Linked DNA regions of Homo sapiens: region 1 is linked to region 2. Evidence: chromatin contacts called from ENCODE Hi-C or POLR2A ChIA-PET data. All regions are on one chromosome and are shown on one strand. The core of a region is the stretch at or near the end of the contact, and the rest is flanking DNA. Distances in the headings are between cores, read along the strand shown. Region 1 overlaps MED14 (mediator complex subunit 14). Region 2 has its middle 37 kb from the start of ATP6AP2.

Region 1 (6,750 bases), core at 576-3,075, 120 kb after region 2:
GCTACAAACCCAGGCAGCCTGACTGTAGAACTGGTGCTCTCAATTATAAATTATCTCCTAAGGCTATCAGCATAGGATAAGTTAGAAGTCTCTTTTCTTCTTTTTTTTTTAGAAGTCTTTTTTCTACGAGAGTTTTTAAAAATTCAATTGTTCATTTATTTATTTATTTATGAAACACAGTCTCACTCTGTTGCCCAGGCTGGAGTGCAGTGGCGCGATCTTGGCTCACTGCAACCTCTGCCTCCCAGGTTCAAGCAATTCTCCTGCCTCAACCTCCCATATAGCTGGGATTATAGGTGCGCACCACCATGCCTGGCTAATTTTTGTATTTTTTAGTAGACGACGGGGTTTCATCATGTTGCCCAGGCTGGTCTTGAACTCCTGACCTCAAGAGATCTGCCCACCTCAGCCTCTCAAAGTGCTGGGATTATAGGCGTGAGCCACCGTGCCCGTCCTGTTCACATATTTAAAAAGAAGCTTTTGTCCTTGTAACCATAAATAATTTTCTTCAAATTTTTTTTCTCTTTTTATTTTTTTAGAGACAGGGTCTCACTCGATCACCCAGGACAGAGTGCAGCAGCATGATCACAGCTCACTGTAACCTGGAACTCCTGGTCTCAAGCAATCCTCCTGCCTCAACCTCCCAAGTAGCTAGGACTACAGGTGCATGCCTGCTAATTTTTTAAATTTTTTGTAGAGAGAGGGTCTTGCTATATTGCCTAGGGTGGTCTGGAACTCTTGGGCTCAGTGATCCTCCTGCCTCAGCCTTCCAAAGTGCTGGGATTACAGGTATAAGCCACCACACCCAGCCAATTATTTTATTTCAATAAAGACTCAGAGTCAAAATCAGCCTCCCCGCACGGGCACTCCAGAAGGCAAATAATTACTGGTATGCTATTCTCTGCAAGGCCAGATCCTGTGCGCAGTGCTCCTGTGTGCTGCAGAAATCTATCTCCAGGTCCATGTTAGCCATATAACATAGAAGCCACAGCACAGCAAACTGTATAATGCAGAAATATGTTAACATAAGAATGGAAAAGAAAATAATGGAGTCCATTTTTAATGCCAGGTTAGGGTGAAAATCATAATTCTAACAAGCTTGTTAAAGGAGGGAAGGTGAAGGAATGTCACGTTAGTTCAGATCCTATCCTGCAGGACAATTTAGCATTTTACCCTTAACAATCACCACTTAGAAGGTCATTAGGTACCCATACCGTTTCTTGTTGAATAATTCTTTGAAGATGTCGTCTCATGATGACTGATCCAAGGAATCTCTCAAGTGGAGAACAAAGGTAACTACCTGCCAGGCCGGGCACAAGGCCTGGAGTTGGAGAGGGCAGCAGTAAAATGTTCAAGGCACTGTGAGTGAGGATGGTAGGTATGGATGCCGCCCAAGAGCGCTGAGGTAGTTTACGAGGTGGAGGCATGTTTGTTGGCATTGTTTGAGAACCTTTTGGGAAGGAAAACATGTTATGTCATTTACAAATACATACTATCTCATTGCTTCCTGTTTTGCTTTCATCATAAATCTTTGATGTTCTAAATCATTCTGTACTGTTTTAGTTACTCCTTGTGGTGTAACAATCATATATTAACAACCTGTTAGCAAAAATGGCCACTATTTTTCTCCTTCTTATATCCAGGCCCCTTGCAATGTGACTTTGCAGCAACTCCTTTAAGGGGTGGACTCTATTTCTCCACCTGAAACCTGGCTGGCCTAGTATTTGCTTCTGACCAACAGAATGTGGTGGAAGTGACACTGGGCTAGTTGTAGGCCTCAGCTTCTACTCCCTGCCTTAAAATCCTGTTGAGCCACCATGTGAACAAACCTCAGATCAAGTGTGAAACCACACAAAGCAGAGAGAAACCTTGCCATCTGAGGCCATCTAGTCCCAAACCAACCCAGCAGCTGACTACAGACACATGAGTGAGCTGCCCAGCAGAGTCTGAAAGAATCACTCAGCTGTGCTTAGTCTAAACTGCCAACCTGCAGAATTGTGAACCAATATATAACAATCATATATTGTTTTAAGCCACTAAATGTAGCAAAAGCTAACCAATAAATGTGTACAATTCTCTTCTCTGTTATTATGTGTGATATTGTGAAATATATATTTGGTCTTTGTCCTAGCTCCTGGCATACAAATCCTAAAATTTTTGGACTCTTCAAAGTGGTTAAGTGTCCTTTTGTATGCTAATGAGATGGCTGATGGCTGGCAGCCCCTAGGTAGCTTCAGGAAGGGGGCTGATCACAGGAAAGACACGGCACAATTAGAGGGTTGGTAGTTTCAGCCCCACCCCCAAAGTTGATCACCAGTGGCCAGTGATTTAATCAATAATGCCTACGTGATGAAACTTCCATAAAAACCCAAAAGGACAGAGTTTGGAGAACTTCCAGATAGGCAAACATGTGAAGGCTCACAGAGGGCATGGAAACTGCACTCCCCTTATGCATCTCTTCATCTGCATCCTTTGTAATATCCTTTAAGTATCCTCTCTCAAAAAGTAGGTCATGACTTTCAAATGTGAGGATGCAACAAGATAGGTCACTTTGGGTTATACTAAAAAAGAACATAAAAATGTTGATGATACTTACTTGTTCCAGCTCGAGGGGAATGAGAAGCATCTGGAACCGGAGAATGTAGTGAGGGGTTGGCTGGTGACATTCCAGGCATGCGTGCTGCTGGTGAGGGGCCAGACACTTGAGGAGATCCTGGCCAGTTCCCTGCTCGTCCACTTGGTGACACCATAGTGTATGGGGAACTAGGGTCAAGAGTTCCTATAAAAAAGGTAAACAAATGATTCTCAAAACCTATATTTTAATAACTGAAAATTATTTGACAGCATTCAAATCTTTACACAGTAATAATTTTATTTTTTCTTCCAATAAGATGTTTCACTGAAGCTTGATGTGTGTTAACATGTCATGCCTGAATCTCTATTTTGTGTAAGGTACTTTTTAACATGATACAAAAATTAGAAAAATATAAAGCTTGAGAGAGGATAAAATTTACCTTCACACAAGCTTCAATGTATGTAATATGTAACAATGTATGCTACTATATGCATTAAAATATTAAGCAAACAATCTCAGAGTTCCTTTAAAGGCAGAAATATTATATTTTTAAACCAACTTTGACAAACCATATTTTCATTCTACTCTAAGTAGAATGAGGAGAAGGAAATTTTCCATATTCTTTATTTAGACTACGTTGACTAAGAAATGAACCAAGACTCAAGTTTTGAAAGCAGTGACTTCCTGAACAATTTGATATTTAAATTTCACCCTCCATTGGTATCTACGAAGATATTCAAAAATAAAAAATAAATAAATTTCATCCTCCAGATACCTTCAACATATTATTTATATCCCTCTGTAACCAAATGACAAACTGAAAAAATACTTTTACCATGTATATGTCAGAGAGTAAATGGTCTTTACTTAGGTCTTACAAATGGGCAAGAAAAAACACAAGAACATAGGCAAAGCATATATAACTGGGAGGTATAAAATAAGAAACACCAAAGACCGGCTAGGCACGGTGGCTCACACTTGTAATCCCAGCACTTTGGAAGGCTGAGGTGGGTGGATTGCTTGAGTCCAGGAGTTCGAGACCAGCCTGGGCAACACGGCAAAACCCCATCTCTACAAAAAAATACAAAAACTAGCCAGGCGTGGTTGTGCACATCTGTAGTCCCAGCTACTTTGCTGGGGAGGAGGTTGAGGCAGGAGGATCACTTGAACTTGAGAAGCCGAGGTTGCAGTGCACTGAGACTGCACCACTGCACTCCAGCCTGGGTAACAGAGTGAGACTCTGTCTCAAAAAAAACAAAACAAAACAAAAAAACCAAAGACCAACCAAAAAAGGTTCAATTTTCTTCACTAATAAAGAAATACATTAAACAGTAAGATACCATTTTTCACCTATGAAAATGTCCAAGGTCTTTAAAATATGTAATACTCCCTGGCGATGATGCAGGATAACAGACATTCTTGTATGATGGCATGGGAAATGGTACAGCCTTTCAGATGAGCAGTTATATGTTTCGAAAGCTTTAGAATTTGTCAAATCCCTTGATACAACAATTCCACTTCTGGAACTTACTTAAGGAAATAATCATGGATATGAGCACAGATGGCACCATTTTTAATTGTGAAAAAATGGAAACATTCTAAACATGTAACAATAGGAGAGCAGTTAAGTCATGGTATGCCCAGACAAGCGGATATTATTACACCATATGGTATGATGATGTGGAGTTTTTAATGACGGAAATGTTCCCACAAATATTAATAGTAAAAACTAAAATCCCAGATGCTACACAGCTTAAAAACTGAGGAACCTGTTTATGTTCTATGGTATCATACTCATGATATATTAAGTGAAAAAAGGCACTGAACACTGTAAAGTATGCTGTTGTGTGTGTAAAGGAGAGGGGAAAGAACACTTGCATGTATTTGCTTGTGTATGCATAAAACAGCTCTGCAAGAATATCTACATGTTTCTGGGAAGAGGAACTAGGTGGTTAGTGGAATAAAAAGGAAACCTTTCATTGACTACTTGTTCTATTTTTTATCTAGTTGAATCAATTCAAAATAAAATTTTGAGTTCAAAAGTTAAAAAATTCAAGTCTCAAAACAATTCATATGTTAGGGTACCCATTGTTGGGGGGCAAGGGCAGGTATTTGAGGGGGGAGACAAGCAGCTTGGTAGACAGCAAGTGAGAATAACAGAAACGTGAGAGGGCAGGCAAGCAGGGCATGTGTGACAGGAAGGGCAAGGCAGAGCAACGGAGACAGCAAGGGAGAGTCCAAGGCAGAGACAAACTCACTGGTCGTTACCTCTGTGTGGTGGGATTAGATAAATTTGATTTTCTTTTTGCTTGAGCAATATTTTTGCTACTTCCTCAATAAACAAGTATTAATTTTGCAATGAAAAAATTTACTCAACAAAAATTATTTTCACATCAAGCTCTTATGCTATATCGATTTCCATGTATGGACTCACCATGTGGACTAGCAAAACTGGCCCCTGGTCCTATTGAGATTCCATGCGAGGATGGGGGAGGAGTTGGAACAAATGACGCTGGTGATGGGGCTCTCAAAGCCCCACTGGGGGAGCTGGCAGCATGCAGATTTCCTAATAAAGGAAAATAATTATAGATAATCTTGCAGGACACATTTTATGTCCTGTCCAAGGACCCCAAGTTAAAAATCTCCCTATAAATTAAAGAAACAAGTAGTATAGCTCCCATATATATAACACAGAGAAAAACTGGCACGATTTCATTATTGAAAGAGACTATTCAATTCCATGCGCCCAAATTCTAGCTCTTATATTGACTGATTAAAAAAAAAAATCCGGTGTACTTTTTATTCAGTTCCTCATTCATTCAACAAGAAGGCCTGAATGCCAACTTCATGCCAAGCACTGTTTCAGGCATTGGGGATGCAGCAGTTAACAAAAGAGACAAAAATTCCTGCCCTCACAAAGCTTATATTCTAATAGAATGAGAAAGACAAGTATCTGTCAGGTAAGTGCTATGGAAAAAAACACAACAGGGTAAGGGGACAAGATTGTGTAGTGAAGGAGGTGGGTGTTGTTCCTTATATACAGCAATCAGAAAAGACCTCTCTAAGGAAGGGGGCATGTGAGCTGAGACGTGAAGAAAGTGAAGGATAAGGCATGAGGATACCCAGGGGATGAGATATTCCAGCCAAACAGAGAGCTAGTGCAAATGCCCCAAAGGTGGAAGCAGTTATCAGGGAGGAAGCCGGTGTGGCAAGAACAGAGTGAACGAGGGGGGCAGTGGGAAGAGAGGACACCAGAGAGGTTGGAGGAAGAGGGGTGGGTCCCAGATCACATGGGGACTTGTGGGCCACTCTAAGAACTTAGGGTTTACCCTGAATGAGTGGGAATCCAATGCAGAGTTTGGAGCGGAAATCATGGACGAACTTCTGTCCCAGAAGGATCATTCTAGCTGCTGTGGGACAGACTATAGAGCAAGGGTAGGGGTAGGGACAGGAAAACCAGTTAGAAACAACTGCAATAATTCAGGTGAGAGAGGACTAGTGGCTTGGTAAAGGTGACAGACTATGGTAGTGAAAAGTGGTTGGATTCTGGGTAAATTCTGAAAATCAAGCTGATAGTATTTGGTAAATGACCGAACATGGGTATGAAAGAGACGTCCAGCATGACTCGAAGAGCTTCGGCCCAAGTAGCAGGAAGGAAGGGCCTGCCATTTACTGAGCTGGGGTGTCTGTGGGAAGAGGAGCACTGGGGCAGTGAAGAGATCCAGAGTTTAGTTTTGGCCATGCTGAGTTGCAGATATCTACCAGACATTACATGGAAATGATGCCGAATAGACAGCTAGAAAATACAATACTAAGGCTGGGTGTGGTGGCTCACGCCTGTAATCCCAGCACTTTGGGAGGGCGAAGTGGGCGGTTCACCTGAGGTCAGGAGTTTGAGACTAGCCTGGCCAACATGGCAAAACCCCGTCTCTACTAAAAATACAAACATTAGCCAGGCACAGTGGCATGTGCCTGTAATCCCAGCTACTCAGGAGGCTGAGGCAGGAGAATCACTTGAACCCAGAAGGCGGAGGTTGCAGCAAGCTGAGATCACGCCATGGCACTCCAGCCTGTACGACAGAGCAAGACTCTGTCTCCAAAAAAAAAAAAAAAAAAAAAATCAAAGAAAAAAGAAAATACAATACTAGACTTATGGAGAGACTGAGATTGGAGAT
Region 2 (7,036 bases), core at 2,128-4,627:
ATAGTACCAGGCTGGGCGAGGGGCTCATGCCTATAACTCCAGCACTTTGAGAGGCCAAGGCAGGTGGATCACTTGAAGTTAGGAGTTCGAGACCAGCCTGGCCAACATGGTGAAACCCTGTCTCTATTAAAATACAAAAATTAGCCGGGCATGGTGGCGAGCACCTGCAATCCCAGCTACTCGGGAGGCTGAGGCAAGAGAATCATTTGAACCTAAGAGGTGGAGGTTGCAGTGAGCTAAGATTGTGCCACTGCACTCCAGCCTGGGCAACAAAGCGAGACTCCTTCTCGGAAACATAAAAAATAATAGTACCTACTCGGTAGAGTTGCTCTGAGGTTTAAAAGAAACTATAGGTGTAAAATGCTTAGAAAATGATATGGCACACAGTAAGTGTCTTAGTCCCCTTTGTGCTGCTATAAAAGAATGTCACAGACTGGGTAATTTATGAGGAACAGACATTGATTTCTTGCAGTTCTGGAGGCTGGGACATCCGAGATCAAGGTGCTGGCAGGTTTGGTCTCTGGTCCAAGATGGTGCCATGTTGCTGTGTCTTCCAGAGAGGAGGAATACTGTGTCTTCACATGGCAGAAAGTGGAAAGACAAAAAAGAATGAACTCTGTGGAACTCTGTGTCCTCATGTGGCAGAAGAGCAGAAGAGAGTGAACCCACTCCCACTAACCCTTTTTATAGTGGCATTAATTCACTCACGAAGGCAGAACCCTCATGACCTAAATATTTCACCAAAGGCCCCACCTCCCAACACTCTTGCATAGGGATTAAACTTCTAACAAATGAATTCTGGGGGACACATTCAGACCACAACAGTAAGCATTCAATGATTGGTAGTTTTTCATTATTGTTTCTGCTTTTGTTTATCTTTATCCTTTCTAAGGCTCTCCTCACTTTCTGTCTTGTACCATAGGTATTTACATGCCATCTTTAAATGCTCAACTGGTCTGCAAACTTCTTTCTTTTTCCTTTCTTTTTTCTTTTCTTTTTTTTTCTTTGAGACAGGGTCTCACTCTGCTGTTCAGGCTGGAGTGCAGTGGTGTGATCACGGTTCACTGTAGCCTCGACCTCCCAGGCTCAAGCAATCCTCCTGACTCAGCCTCCTGAGTAGCTGGAACCATAGGAACACATCGCCACACCTGGCTAATTTTTTTTTTTTTAATTTTGTAATAGAGGCAGGGTCTCCCTATGTCGCCCAGGCTGGTCTTGAACTCCTGGGCTCAACTGATCCTCCTCCCTCAGCTTCCCAAAGTGCTGAGATTACAGGTGCAAGCCACCATGCCCAGCCATGTCTGCAAGATTCTTGAAGGAAGAAGGTAGCTTATCTATCTAGCTACCTATCTATTTATCTACCCATTCATCTATCATCTATCTGTCTATCTAGATGTCTATCTGTCTGTGACCACTGTTGCCTTTTACTCCTACTTCCTGGTGGCCATACTCACCCTCAGATCAGGTTGCATTGGAGTGACTGGGGGATTTTTTTAATACATATCCAGCTAAGGGGAAGTTGAGTTGAGGATATATTTAAGTTAGGTTTAGTGGAATATTTTGTGTGTACTGTTTTGTTGTTGTTGTTGTTGTTGTTTTGAGGCAGATTCTCGCTCTGGCACCCACAGTAGAGTGCAATGGCGCCATCTGGGCTCACTGCAACCTCCGCCTCCCATGTTCAAGCAATTCTCCTGCTTCAGCTTCCCGAGTAGCTGGGATTACAGGCTTGTGCCACCACACCGGGCTAATTTTTATATTGTTAGTAGCGACAGGGTTCCAACGTGTTGGCCAGGCTGGTGTCGAACTCCCGGCCTCAGGTGATCCGCCTGCCTCAGCCTCCCAAAGTGCTGGGATTACAAGTGTGAGCCACCGTGCCTGGCCTTTTATGTGTACTTTTAAGACATTACTAGCTATCCCAGTGTCAGCATGGCTTCTGGGAAACTCTCACCACCCACTGGATCGACTTTCCAGTTGGTTCAGGCCCAGAGGTTAGATCTCAGTGTAAATCCATCTTATGGTGTCCAGAACCAGAAGTATAGTGGAAGAGAAACAAGGTTTGAAAAGTATGGAGTCAGAAACTACTCTGTGGAAAATTCAGGCATGAAAACTTGTAAGCAGAGGATTCAGTTGCCATCCAAGCCTAGACAAAACGGAAATACTCCCCTGTCTGAAATATATTCGGTGATGCAATGTATACAATTATGAACGTACCATATATTTTTCTTTTCTGATGGAATGTATGTGAAATAGAATGGATCAGAATTCCTGGTTTATAGGGCACAAACCTACATCAGTACAAAAAACAGAAAGCAGGTCTGTGTGTGAAGTCACATGTTTTATCCAGCCCAGTGAATTGGACTGCATCTTGGAGTACCTGATGTCCCTTGTCCTGATGAAGTCTGGCAGTTCCAGATGAAACGGCAGGCCAAATTGCCACTGACACAGCAAAATGCCCTAAAGAAACATATTTATCAACGAGTCAATTTTTATCCCATAAGAGTAATTCGATTACATAATTACGTAGCCCTGCACAATGTAGAGGAAATTTAAGAAGGCATTTGAATTGCCCTTATATGCCCTAATTTCAGATGAACTATATAATATATATATTAAATGTATTAAATGTGTGTGTATATATACATATATACACACACACACACATTTTTGGAATCATTGATCCCACTGAAGATTGATCAACCAGTATGCAGCCAAAAATGGCAAGATTAAAAACTGCTATAGAGGTGTGTTAGGCAGTTAATTAATAAAAACATGTTGTCATATTGTCTGAATTTTGTGAGGTTTAGGGTACTTGTCAACTGTTCAAAATTCAGAATTTCTTGTGATTTCTTTTCATACTAAAGTGTGTACCTGGAATCCTATATACTGTTACTTAAAGTGGAATTTCAAAATTGTGTAAGTTCCTGGCCCCACTTTGCCTGGGTCCTCATCAAGTGTCACCCCTGACATGTGTGGTACACACCACACAGCACACACATTTCCACAGGCGGTCATGCTGGGAGGTGTATCTCTTGGTGGGGGGAAGAAAGGGCCAAGGGCCTTGATGGAGGTAAAAAAGGCTATGGTTCTATCATGTAATAGAGCTGGGACTTGGAATCCACAGAGGTGAAACGGTGGGGCAAATCCAATCACTCGGCTTCCACTTTGGGGACTGAGGCACAAGAATGGCAAATAGAAAAAGAGGAGGGGGTTAGCAGTATCCATGGTCTCTTTAAAAAAAAAAAAGAAAAGAAAAGAAAAAGACGAAGGGGAGATAAAGACCCTTCTAAGTAGGTTGCAGTTCTGTATTTGGCCACAAGATGGTGGTAAAAGAGTGTGCTCTACATTCAGTCAAAAACTCATTAAGAGCTAATCAAAGCAAAGCGGGTTTTTCCTGTTTCCTGCCAGTGCTTTCTCCCCTTTTCCAAGCCTCAGTGCGTTTACTATTGTTCCATTCTTTTTGGTTAAAGTCATCACAAATCTGCGTTTTTGTTTGTTAACTCAGCTGTAACCTGCAGTTCGTCTTCTAGACAACTTTCCCTGCTTCTTATAGTTAAGGATTATGTTCTTATTAACTATTATTAGAAGAATTTTCTGACCCAGAAGTTTCAGGACTTAAAGCTATAGTCTTAGTTCAATAATTGTCTGATTACGTGCTGCTCTGCTTGGAGCTTTCATTACTCGGCTTCTATTTCGCGTGTGTTTCTCCATACCCCCTCCCTCAGGGCTCTGTACAGAGTTTTATCTGAAAAACCAGCTTCGACCCCCGTCTGTCCAGGAGAGATATGGTTCCATCTGGTTTTGCTGGGGCCCTGCGAAGGCTGAATTACTCCTATGTTAACCATAACAAAAATGGGCAACTTGCCTAAGAAAAACAATGACAGAAATAGAAGAGTCAGCCTTGCTGGATCCAATCCTTCATTTTCCAAGCTGGTTTTGGACACCATTGCCCCCTTCTCTCCTACCTGCCTCCCAAGATTTTGACAGCCCTGTAGGCCAACACTATTTGCTCAGAACACACCCCCCAGAAAGCACGGGGCAGCCACAACAACTGATCACCTTCCTAACCCCTTTTGAGAGTTTTGCCATCACTGAGGGCCCTTGACCTGAACATGTACTTGGTATATGAGCGGGGGCCTCTTGCTGGGAAACCATGCCAAAAATGAGAGGCAAAGGACACAGCTCAAGAGCAACCACGCTGCTCTCCTGAGTGTACAGGTACAGGAGCTCCTGCCTCTCCAGCAGTTGAGATGACCATGTTTATTTTGATGAGTCGTGTTTGCCTTCTTAGATTGATGACACTGCTGGCTGAGGTTAGAGAGCCATCTGTGTAAGAGGACACAGCAAAGTTCACTGGCCCACACTCACAGCAGATCTTGGCTGCATCCTTAGTAAGCCTCCCATGATCCTTGACTGCTCCAGGATTGACACGTCCCGTGAGACAATGGGCACTTTTGCAAAGAGGAGCAGAATTAGAAATCTCAGTCTGTTTCCTCTGCAAAGTGCCTTTCTCGCTCCAGATCCTGATTATTCTGGTTTGGCCTTGTATAAATGTCCTGCTCTGAACAACAGCTTGGATCCTCTGGTTGGGCAGAATGGGAGAATCAGTGCTGGACAAGGAGTTAGGGGACCCAGATTCAGACGCCAGCTGTGTCCCTTTTTTTGGAATGAAGGACTTCTTCCCCTAGCTTCAAAGAATGCCACCAGCAGACACCCTTCCCCCATCCCCATCAGGCCCTTAGCTATGGCCAGGGCCGCATCTTTTCCCAGGATAGCCCACATCTGATGACTGATTGACAAGGGGGAATTAAGGCTCGGCCCTCTTATTCCATCTTGGGACAGCTCCAAGGGTCATTCAATCTTTCAACCTCCTTATAGAGTGGGCTAAGACTTCCCTAAAGACTGCATCATAGCTCGACTTCTCCTTCTGCCCACTCTTGCTTTCTTCTCTTCCCTTCCTCAGTCATGGATCCCACAGGCTCTCCCTAATAAACCTCCCGCACACTAAAGTCCACTTCAGAGTCCTACTTCCCGGAAAGCCCAGCATGCAACAGGGACCCTGAGAAAGTTCAGTACCTTTTCTGAACTGTCAGGAGGTTGTCCGAGAGCCACAGAACTGTGTTTTGTGCTACCTCTCTTTGTGGTCATTTTCTCTCAGCTGCTCACTATAGATTCCACCAGCTCTTGGCAACTAGACCCACCAAGGAACCCAAAAAGGCCCAAGAACCCAGTCACAAAGATGTATTCATGCTGGAAGTGGCTGCTCACCATGGCAGGCTAGCAGGCGGTGCTGGGACACGGTCTATAGCTCTCGACTCCAATCCAAAGAGCATGGCTGTATTTGGTTTTCAAGCCCATTTGCTGCTTAATTCTAAGGAATAATTTCCCCACTCAGTTCCTTCAACCTGGAGACAGGCCTGGAAGGTTGTCCACTGGACTGCTTTATCCCACCATTGACCTTTTCTACCTCTCTTCCTATAGAGCAGCCCTGCCCAATAGGCATAGAATTCAAGCCACATATGTAATCTCCAATACTAACAGCTATATACACAAAAGTAAAAAAGAAACAGGTGAAATTGACCAAAACAATATACTTTACTTAACCCAATGTGTCCAAAATAGGATCATTTCAATATGTGATCAGCATGAAAATAAGGTATTTTAAATTCTTTTTGTTCATACTGTCTTTAACATCTGGTGTATCTGACATAGTACATCTCAGATTGGACTAGCCCCATTGCCCATTCTATTGGACTAATCACAATACAGTTTAGGCAACCGTATTGGACAGAGCTGGCATAGATTATACATCAAGAGAGTTGCAGAACAAGGCATATGAGAATCTAGGATTTTGTAGCAGAGCGCTTCGGTTTCTAAGGCCGATGAGTTTGAAGCCTCAACTCGTAGGTTTTTGCTGGCCCTTGTATCTCATTTTTCCATAAATTAAGGATAGGCCAGGCTCAGTGACTCAGCCCTGTAATCCCAGCACTTTGGGAGGCCAAGGCAGGCAGATCACTTGAGCCCAGGAGTTCGAGACCAGCCTGGGCAACCTGGCAAAACCCCGTCTCTACAAAAAATTCAAAAATTAGCCAAGTGTGGTGGTGCATGCCTGTAGTCCCAGCTGCTAGGGAGGCTGAGGTGGGAGGATCGCTTGAGCCCAAGAGGTCAAGGCTGCAGAGTTGTGATTGTGCTACTGCACTCCAGCCTAGGCAACAGAGCAAGACCCTATCTCAAAAAAAAAAAAAAATGGATAATGTAAGGATAATATTCTACCTGCCTCATAATATAGGTGTGAGCCTCTAACAAGATAATGCCCCTAAAGCAACAATGACATCATAGATTATCCCAAAACAATGGCTTTCGAACTGACTTCCCCCAACCCCAAGGCCTACCAGCAGCTAGCAACATTAGCCAGGACTGAGGCTTGTAATGTTTGAAAGCAATACCAAAGACATGTTTATTTAGAGTTGCATTTGTGTGCCTCTTACAAAGTCTTGACCAATTTTCTAATCCCAATCAGGAAAGGAAGCGTTTGGAGTGAGGTATAATGCTACGTGTTCCTTTAGAATGTAAAACGTTTAATTAGATGCCAAGAATTGAAAATCTTGATTCAGAGCCCGAAATGGCTAATAAGGTTTTATTGTTGCTATCACTTAGAGTTTTTATAGAACTTTAGGCTTGCAAAGTGCTTTTCAATCACTTGAGAGAATCTAAGTTTGTTAACAGCGAGATGAAAAAATGTTCCATTCATCAGGAGAGACAACATACATAATATTTTAAGTATTTAAGAATTATGACCCTGCTGTGAGAACTACTACAATTACTTCTATGTGGATACAAGAGATTCTAGTTATAGACATAGGACATTAATGCAGATACCAGTGTTATTACCCTGCTGAGTCTGCAAGGGCGAACTTTTGCAAGTCAGGAAATAGGAAAGTTTCTAAAACAAACATTAGCTGGCTCTAGTTACATATACGGAGCTTTTTGCCCACATGTGATTTTTGAACATTTTTATAAAGGGGCCCTTAAGGTTTTG

What was found. Hi-C counts contacts between places; a loop is a spot of excess contacts on that map. ChIA-PET counts read pairs that join two places held with the same protein, here RNA polymerase II (POLR2A). Pooled maps may share reads with other maps.
Region 1: a pooled map shows a loop between it and region 2 (2.7-fold over the local background). The contact joins two enhancer-like sites. A Hi-C loop is called at or near these places in 8 of 168 maps with a recorded cell type or tissue (CD4-positive, alpha-beta T cell, CD8-positive, alpha-beta T cell, endothelial cell of umbilical vein and 3 more), 2 of 37 single-sample maps with no recorded cell type and 10 of 50 pooled maps. POLR2A ChIA-PET finds 5 or more read pairs at or near these places in 1 of 52 experiments (CD4-positive, alpha-beta T cell).

The regions. Positions count from the first base shown.
Region 1 is chrX:40,661,711-40,668,460 of GRCh38, forward strand. It overlaps MED14 (mediator complex subunit 14), which reads right to left. Exons shown (of 31, transcript NM_004229.4): 24 at 5,010-5,141; 25 at 2,597-2,779; 26 at 1,215-1,450. Among named protein-coding and RNA genes, the nearest start is that of CXorf38, 18 kb to the left of the region's middle. Within about 2 kb of position 1,826, at least 3 of the 41 ENCODE cell types and tissues checked have a DNase peak (open chromatin) inside an H3K27ac peak, as active enhancers do.
Region 2 is chrX:40,540,759-40,547,794 of GRCh38, forward strand. No RefSeq gene overlaps it. Among named protein-coding and RNA genes, the nearest start is that of ATP6AP2, 37 kb to the right of the region's middle. Within about 2 kb of position 3,378, at least 4 of the 41 ENCODE cell types and tissues checked have a DNase peak (open chromatin) inside an H3K27ac peak, as active enhancers do.